Regions from separate parts of the Homo sapiens genome. Here region 1 is linked to region 2. A link is a contact called in ENCODE Hi-C or POLR2A ChIA-PET data. All regions are on one chromosome and are shown on one strand. The core of a region is the stretch at or near the end of the contact, and the rest is flanking DNA. Distances in the headings are between cores, read along the strand shown. Region 1 holds the start of PRPF8 (pre-mRNA processing factor 8). Region 2 overlaps SMYD4 (SET and MYND domain containing 4).

What was found. A loop is a pair of places that touch in the nucleus more often than their neighbours do. ChIA-PET counts read pairs that join two places held with the same protein, here RNA polymerase II (POLR2A). Pooled maps may share reads with other maps.
Region 1: a map of B cell shows a loop between it and region 2 (11-fold over the local background). The contact joins the promoter of PRPF8 here to the enhancer-like site in region 2. A Hi-C loop is called at or near these places in 14 of 168 maps with a recorded cell type or tissue (B cell, CD14-positive monocyte, cardiac septum and 8 more), 7 of 37 single-sample maps with no recorded cell type and 11 of 50 pooled maps. POLR2A ChIA-PET finds 5 or more read pairs at or near these places in 10 of 52 experiments (AG04450, CD4-positive, alpha-beta T cell, H1 and 7 more).

The regions. Positions count from the first base shown.
Region 1 is chr17:1,683,198-1,686,889 of GRCh38, forward strand. PRPF8 (pre-mRNA processing factor 8) reads right to left here and starts at 1,670. Exons shown (of 43, transcript NM_006445.4): 1 at 1,583-1,670; 2 at 1,275-1,385; 3 at 336-504. The coding sequence starts at 1,374.
Region 2 is chr17:1,782,149-1,785,924 of GRCh38, forward strand. It overlaps SMYD4 (SET and MYND domain containing 4), which reads right to left. Exons shown (of 11, transcript NM_052928.3): 8 at 2,178-2,313; 9 at 1,212-1,328; 10 at 887-1,010. Among named protein-coding and RNA genes, the nearest start is that of SERPINF1, 22 kb to the left of the region's middle. RefSeq lists an enhancer at 1,707-2,001. Within about 2 kb of position 1,256, at least 34 of the 41 ENCODE cell types and tissues checked have a DNase peak (open chromatin) inside an H3K27ac peak, as active enhancers do; they include B cell, CD14-positive monocyte, CD4-positive, alpha-beta T cell and 6 more, where a contact is called at or near this core.

The DNA of each region.
Region 1 (3,692 bases), core at 420-2,919, 99 kb before region 2:
TGTTAGCCAGGATGGTCTCGATCTCCTGACCTCATGATCCACCCGCCTCGGCCTCCCAAAGTGCTGGGATTACAGGCATGAGCCACCGCGCCTGGCCAGGGACATCTTATAATATCATCAACAGGACAAATTAAAGCACCAGTCCCAGATCGGGAAGAGAGGGGAAACAGACTGCAAAAGTGGAAGATGTAGAAATTATCAGAGACTCCTACTGGTTTTCTCCTTTCTCTTATATCCACCAAGATGAGCTGTCAAAGCATCAATCCAAGACTGTGGGACAGGGAGAAGGGAAAAGGGCCAAATTCCAAATGAAATTATTTCAGGATGTTCCTTACCCCAAGTAAACCCTTTTGTCATGGCGGAACTTCCTGTTGGTCATGTCTCCATGGTCTCGAATGATCTTCCTGACATGTTCTGGGGGCATGTCTTCCTTCTGGGCATCCACAAACCCAAACTTCCGCTTTTCTGCATAGCGCTTGGCCTGCAATTGCTGCCATTTTCGAGCTGGAAAGGCACCTCAGTTTAAAGGCCTGCACACCCTCCCCCTAATCCTCTTCACCTCTTGCCCTAGGGTAAGCTCCTGTCAGTGAGTGTGAGGGAGAAGCAGGCACCAGCAGGAAGAAGCACCCCTTGCCAATTCCCTTACCATTTTACTCTGTTTTTCCTTTCATCACATTGATCACTATCTGACTTTTTTTTTTTTTTTTGAGAGGTTGTTTCACTCTGTCTCCCAGGCTGGAGTGCAATGGTGCGATGTCGGCTCACTGCAACCTCCGCCTCCTGGGTTCAAGCCATTCTCCTGCCTCAGCCTCCCCAGTAGCTGGGATTATAGACACGCGCCACCACACACGACTCATTTTTGTATTTTTCGTAGAGACGAGGTTTCACTGTGTTGGCCAGGCTGGTCTCGAACTCCTGACCTCAGGTGATCCGCCCGCCTGGGCCTCCCAAAGTGCTGGGATTACAACCGTGAGCCACCGCGCCCGGCCTGACATTTTTATTACAGAGCTTCAAGGTTTTGTTATTCTCTGTCTCTCCCGCTGTAATTTAAACCCCGTAAGGACAGGAATTTTGTCTCCGTCACTACTGTACCCCCGCTGGATCAGCGCTTGCAAATAATACGCGCTTAAAATGACTTGATGAAAAATTAACTGGAAATAACAAGGGAGCTGACACCTCAGGAGCTGCCCAAACGGGGAGGGTCCCCACCCGCCTGCGCGCGCGCACACCCGCCCCGCCTCCGGCCCGCGCGCCGCTCCACACTCTCGCCTCACCTTTCTCCTGCAGCTTCTCCTCCGACATGTAGTCCGGTAGCGGGGCTAGAGGGCCAGGCACCGGGTTACCCGGCCCTCGATAAGGAAACACTCCGGCCATATCCGGAGAATCTGGGGAGCGGCGGGATAGAAAAATTCACTAACCACAGGCCCGGGCCCACAAGAAGCGCAGCAGAAAGGCGTCCGGGGACCCCGGCCTGCAGTCCCGCCACACAGTGCATCCAGCCCCGCCCGGCCTAACCCCTTCGGTCACTCGGCCCGACCCGACCACGCCTCCCGCAGCCCGGCCTTAAACGCCTGCCACGCACCCCACAGGCCCTCACACAAGAGGCCGCTTTCCCCGCAGCGCAATGGCGGCCAGACTGCGTCCGCTCCGCGTTCCCAGCGCCGGGAAGTGCGCAACCCGAGTTCAGCAGTTGATCCAGTCGGCGCCGAGGTGCTCAGATGGATTAGTGAGACGACCAATTAGAGTTGCACACTGCGCCGAGGAGGCGGGCCCATAGGCGGAAAGGCTTTGAACGCAAGGGGGTGTGGTCGGGGTGAAGCCCCGCCTCCTCCATTTCCGAGGCTGTTTCTGGGGCCTCTGACAGACCTCAGCGTGTGATGGGCTCCCGGCGTCGCACTGTGAGAGAGCGAAGTCTAAAGGGTTTGAATAAATTTGCCAAGATTGCGCATTGTACGATGTCTGTTGTCATCAATGTGTACATGCAATGCAGTACTAGCTCCTGGACAGTCATTTGTTCATGCATTCATTCATTTAACCATCACTGTCTACCGAGGACGAGGGATAAAGCAGGAAAAAAGACAACCAGTAGAGTTCACAGGGGAGCAGAAAGGCAGGCAAGAATTAAGACCTTGGCCGGGCGCGGTGGCTCACGCCTGGAATCGCAGCACTTTGGGAGGCCGAGGCAGGCGGATCACTTAAAGCCAGAAGTTCGAGGCCAGCCTGGCCAACATGGTGAAACCCCGTCTCTACTAAAAATACAAACATTAGCCGGGCGTGGTGGCGGGCGCCTGTAGTCCCAGCTACTCGGGAGGCTGAGGCAGGAGAATCGCTTGACCCGGGAGGGGGAGGTTGCAGTGAGCCAAGATCGCGCCACTGCACTCCAGCCTGGGTGACAGAGCGAGACTCTGTCTCGGGGGAAAAAAAAAAGTCTGAAATTCTGTGGAGGGTGCAGAGGAATTGTAACCCATACAGCCCCTGAATCTAGTTGAGAATTTACAAATCAAAGTGAAATAATTAGAAAAAAATTCAAAGGATGTCAATGTGCTTTCAGAACGGTAAAAATTTAAAAAATATTCCTTTTGTTTTTTTGAGACAGGGTCTCACTCTGTTGCCCAGACTGGAGTGCAATGGCGCGATCTCAATTCATCACAACCTCCACCTCCCAGGATCAAGCAATTCTCCTGCCTCAGTCTCCAGAGTAGCTGGATTACAGGCACGCGCCACTACTGCCGGCTAAGTTTTGGATTTTTAGTAGAGACAGGGTTTCACTATGTTGGCCAGGCTGGTCTCAAACTCCTGACCTTACGAAATCCTCCTGCCTCGGCCCTCCCAAAGTGCTGGGATTACAGGCGTGAGCCCCCATGCCCGGCCTGAAATCTATTTTTTAATGCTGGGTGTTCTAAAGGTCCCTACAGTCAAAAAAGACAGAGGAGAATTGTTAAAGATTTGATGGAGATGGATGGATGTGAGGATTTCATAAAGGTAAATGGAGAGGAAGGAAAAAGGTAATCCCAAGTGGTAGAACTACTAGAAAGAGTTAAGAAAGAAGCCGGGCACCGTGACTCATACCTGTAATCCTAGCACGTTGGGAGGCAGCGGCGAGAGGATTGGTTAAACTCATGAGTTTAAGACTAGCCTGGGCAACATACTGAGACCCTCATCTCTACAAATAATAAAAATATTAACCAGGCATAGTGGTACATGCCTGTAGTCCCAGCTACTCGGGAGGCTGAGGTGGGAGGATCATGATGGCACCACTGCACTCCAGCCTGGGTGACAGAGCGAGGCTGGTTTCATAGAAAAAAAGTGGGGGTTTTGGTTTGTTTTTTGTTTTTTGAGGCAGAGTCTCACTCTGTTGCCAGGCTGGAGTGCAGTGTCACAATCTCGGCTCACTGCAACCTCTGCCTCCAGGATTCAAGCGATTCTCCTGCCTCAGCCTCCTGAGTAGCTGGGGTTACAGGCATGTGCCACCACACCCGGCTAATTTTGTATTTTTCGTAGAGATGGCGTTTCTCCATGTTTGTCAGGCTGGTCTCGAACTACTGAGCTCAAGTAATCTGCCTACCTCAGCCTCGCAAATTGCTGGGATTTCAGGCGTGAGCCACCGTGCCAGGCCAAAAAAGGTTTAGATATAGAAACTAACATGGCATGCTCTGAAAATAGGCACCATATCAATCTGGCTGTGCTAGAAA
Region 2 (3,776 bases), core at 6-2,505:
TCCTTTTAACCTTCAAAGTAGAACAGGGGATTTAAAACAAAAAACAAACAACAGCAGCAAAAAAGCAGGGTTTCTCGACCCTGACACTATTGACACTGTTGCTGGCTCCTTCTTTGCTGGGGTTGGTGGGGGGGGCACTGTCTTGTACCCGGGAGGATGCTTAGCAGCACCTCTGGCCTCTTTCGAATAGATGCCAGCAGCACCCCCCTTCCAAGTCATGACAATCCAAAATGTCTCCAGAGATCGCTTGAGCCCAGGAGTTGCAGGAAGCAGTGAGCTGTGACCGAGCCACTGTACTCCAGCCTGGGCAAGACAGCAAGACCCCTTCTCAAAAAAAAAAAAAAAAAAGTCTCCAGGCAATGCCACATGTTGTCTGGGGGTAAAATCAGCCCTGGTTCAAGCAAACGCTTTAAAAGGAAGAGGATGCAGAGTAGGGAGAAGGCAGAGAGCCTGGAGCTGAGAGTGCTGGGAATGAGACAGCCAAAGGGGCTGTGACGAACCAGAGAACAACCAGAAGGAGAGCTATACTGGAGGGTGGGTGGGGCTGCCTGGCCAAGTTCTCTCTGGGAAACTCACTTGAGATCTAAAAGCTTTCCCCATATCTCCCAGGAGGAAATTCTTTTTTTTTTTTTTTTTGAGATGGAGTCTCGCTCTGTCGCCCAGGCTACAGTGCAGTGGCGCGATCTTGGCTCACTGCAAGCTCCGCCTCCCAGGAGGAAATTCTAAAGCGTTATGTTTGTTAGCAAAACAGAAGGCAAAGATCTCTCCTAAAGAGGAAATAAAGAAGTTTCAACATGCTTTTAAAAACACCATAGAAAAAAAGTAATACCCAGAAGAGCCTAGGAAAGGAACAGTGTGTGCCCTGTGAAGTGGGAAAGGGACTCACCCGTTGAAAAAGATCTGGGCCAATTTGAAGAGCTCATGGCCCATTTCAACACTGGACGGCCCGTGGCGAACCTCCACCACGTAGAGACTCCTCTGTAGATGGGTGGCTGACTTTTGCCAGTCTCCTGTGAGAAGAGAAAAATCTTGTTCCAGAAAAGAACCACTGTCAACTGTGGATGCATATTTTCAGGGGGAGGAAATGGAACGAGAGGGGGAGCACCCTCAGTTTACAGAGCGGGGGGTAACCAGGCAGACAAGGCCGGGGCCACGGCGAAGTGCCCACAGCAGACTGTTCCCGACGCAGAACGTGAAGGCTCATGCTGTACCTAAGGCAGCACAGGCCCGGGCCAGGCCATCCGCGATCTCTCCCACCACGGCGTGCTCTGCCCACAGGAAGCTCTCGGCGTCACGCTGGCACCCCGACAGCCGCTGAACAGCTCGCTCTGTCAATGCAGAGGAAAGACGTCTCACTATAGACAGAAGCCCAGTCCTAGGAATGAGAATCCAGGTCTCAAATCCTCTGAATCAGCTGGGCTGAATGTGGAAATTCCCCCTGGCCTCCCTGGGTTGTCACCAACGCACAATGTCTGTTCCAATAAAGCTGCTGTTTTCTTCTGTTTTCTCTGTCAGTGGAGAAAGGCGCTAGGGGAGGCCTCCCCACATTTACACTGTATTTTCAACATTAACTTCCCAACTCGACCAACTCTACCTTTCACGTACGGCCATGATTTCTCTTGACCCTGAAATCTAAGCTAAAGGTCAACTTTCATAAAGCAGGGTAAATAAAAATCCCATGATGTCAAGCTCTAAGGCAGGGTTTTCAAGGGCAATGGGGAGCTCCGCAAGTCTCAGACAAAAGCAAGACACTCCTATCAGCTGGGCTCACGCCCCACTGCTCTCTAGCAGAGACTAGCTCTGAGGAGGGAAGAACCGCCCTTCTAGGAAGTTACATCACTAGGCCCTGGAATTAAAATAAATGACACTCAACTTCTGGAACTGCACACAGCTCACGGATGTCAGCGATGACCCGTTAGTTGGCAGGGGTACTTCAACTTAGCAATCAGATGCAGAAGAAAACAACAGCTGAAATCACCTGGCCCCTTTTCAAGGGCCCCACAGTAACAAAGCTGGTCAGGGTTTGGACTCACTGGCCTATATAGCCATCTTGTGGCTGGCATGGGGATAATTACATCCAATTCTCCCATCAGTACTGAGTATCCCTGAGTCCAAAACGGTATCAGAACAAATAAAAGGGAAGGGGCTGGAGGACCAAAGCAGGGAGCCAGTCTCACCTAGTTCACCATCTCTGAGAAGCTTCTGGGCCACTCTGACCTGCTGCTGTAGGTCCTGTAACCGAGAGACCAGGTGGTCCCTGCTGACGGCGGATTCTGCACAAGATCTGCTGCCACAGCGCAGCACGTCATCTCCCTGTGGAAGTCAGTTTTCTCTTTATTCCAATGCCAGGGTCAGTTATCAACACCGCCTGTGCTTACATTACAGGACTGCTCCATAGTTTCTTACCTCATGGGGGAAAGAGACTCCTGTAACAATACATCGTGACGAAAGTCTGAGCGAATTTTGTTTGATGGCGGCAATGGCGGCAATTCTAATGAAGTGTATCAGCAGTAGCTGATCCCACCTGAGATTTCATTTTTGGAACAGAACTGGTACAGTGCACAATTTCTTTCCACTTCTATAGCCCCTCTTGTCGCTTTTTGGGGCCAGGACTTTAGATGACAAACATTTCTTTTTTTTGAGATGGAGTCTCGCTCGGTCTCCAGGCTGGAGTGCAGTGGTGCGATCTCGGCTCACTCCAAGCTCCGCCTCCCGGGTTCACGCCATTCTCCTGCCTCAGTCTCCCGAGTAGCTGGGACTACAGGTGCCCACCACCAAGCCCGGCTAAATTTTTGTGTGTGTTATTTATTTTTTTTTTTTAGTAGAGACGGGGTTTCACCGTGTAAGCCAGGATGGTCTCGATTTTCTGACCTCATGATCCGCTCGCCTCAGCCTCCCAAAGTGCTGGGATTACAGGCGTGAGCCACCGTGCCCGGCCTTGATGACAAACATTTCTAGTAGTTATGAAAAAGTCCTCAGAAAACCAATAGAAGGCCAGGTGCGGTGGCTCACGCCTGTAATCCCAGCACTTTGGGAGGGCGAGGCGGGTGGATCCATGAGGTCAGGAGATCGAGACCATCCTGGCTAACACGGTGAAACCCCGTCTCTACTAAAAATACAAAAAATTAGCCGGGCATGGTGGTGGCGGGCGCCTGTAGTCTCACCTACTCGGGAGGCTGAGGCAGGAGAATGGCGTGAACCCGGGAGGTGGAGCTTGCAGTGAGCCGAGATTGCACCACTGCACTCCAGCCTGGGTGACATGAGAGAGACTCTGTCTCACAAAAGAAAAAGAAAAAAAAAAAAAAAAGAAAACCAATAGAAAGGCTGGGCGTGGTGGCTCACGCCTGTAATCCCAGCGCTTTGGGTGGTCGAGGCAGGTAGGTCGCTTGAGGCCAGGAGATCGAGACCAGCCTGGCCAACATGGAGAACATGGCCAACTCGTCTCTACTAAAAATACAAAGATTAGCTGGGCATGGTGGTGCATGCCTGTAATCCCAGCTACTGGGGAGGCTGAGGCAGGAGAATTGCTTGAGTCTGGGAGGTTGAGGCTGTGGTAAGCAGAGATCGTGCCACTGCACTCACTTCAGCCTGGATGACAGGGCAAGACCCCATCTCAAAAAAAAAAAAGAAAAAAAAAAAAACTAATAGAAAAAGGTGCTAGGTGCGATCGTCCTACATTTGACCTTGGGTCTCCAAGTTTAGCTTTCTAACACAACCGGCTCTGCCTTTCACTCATGACTCCCCTAAGAAGAATACGGCACTTGTGGCAGAGGGGA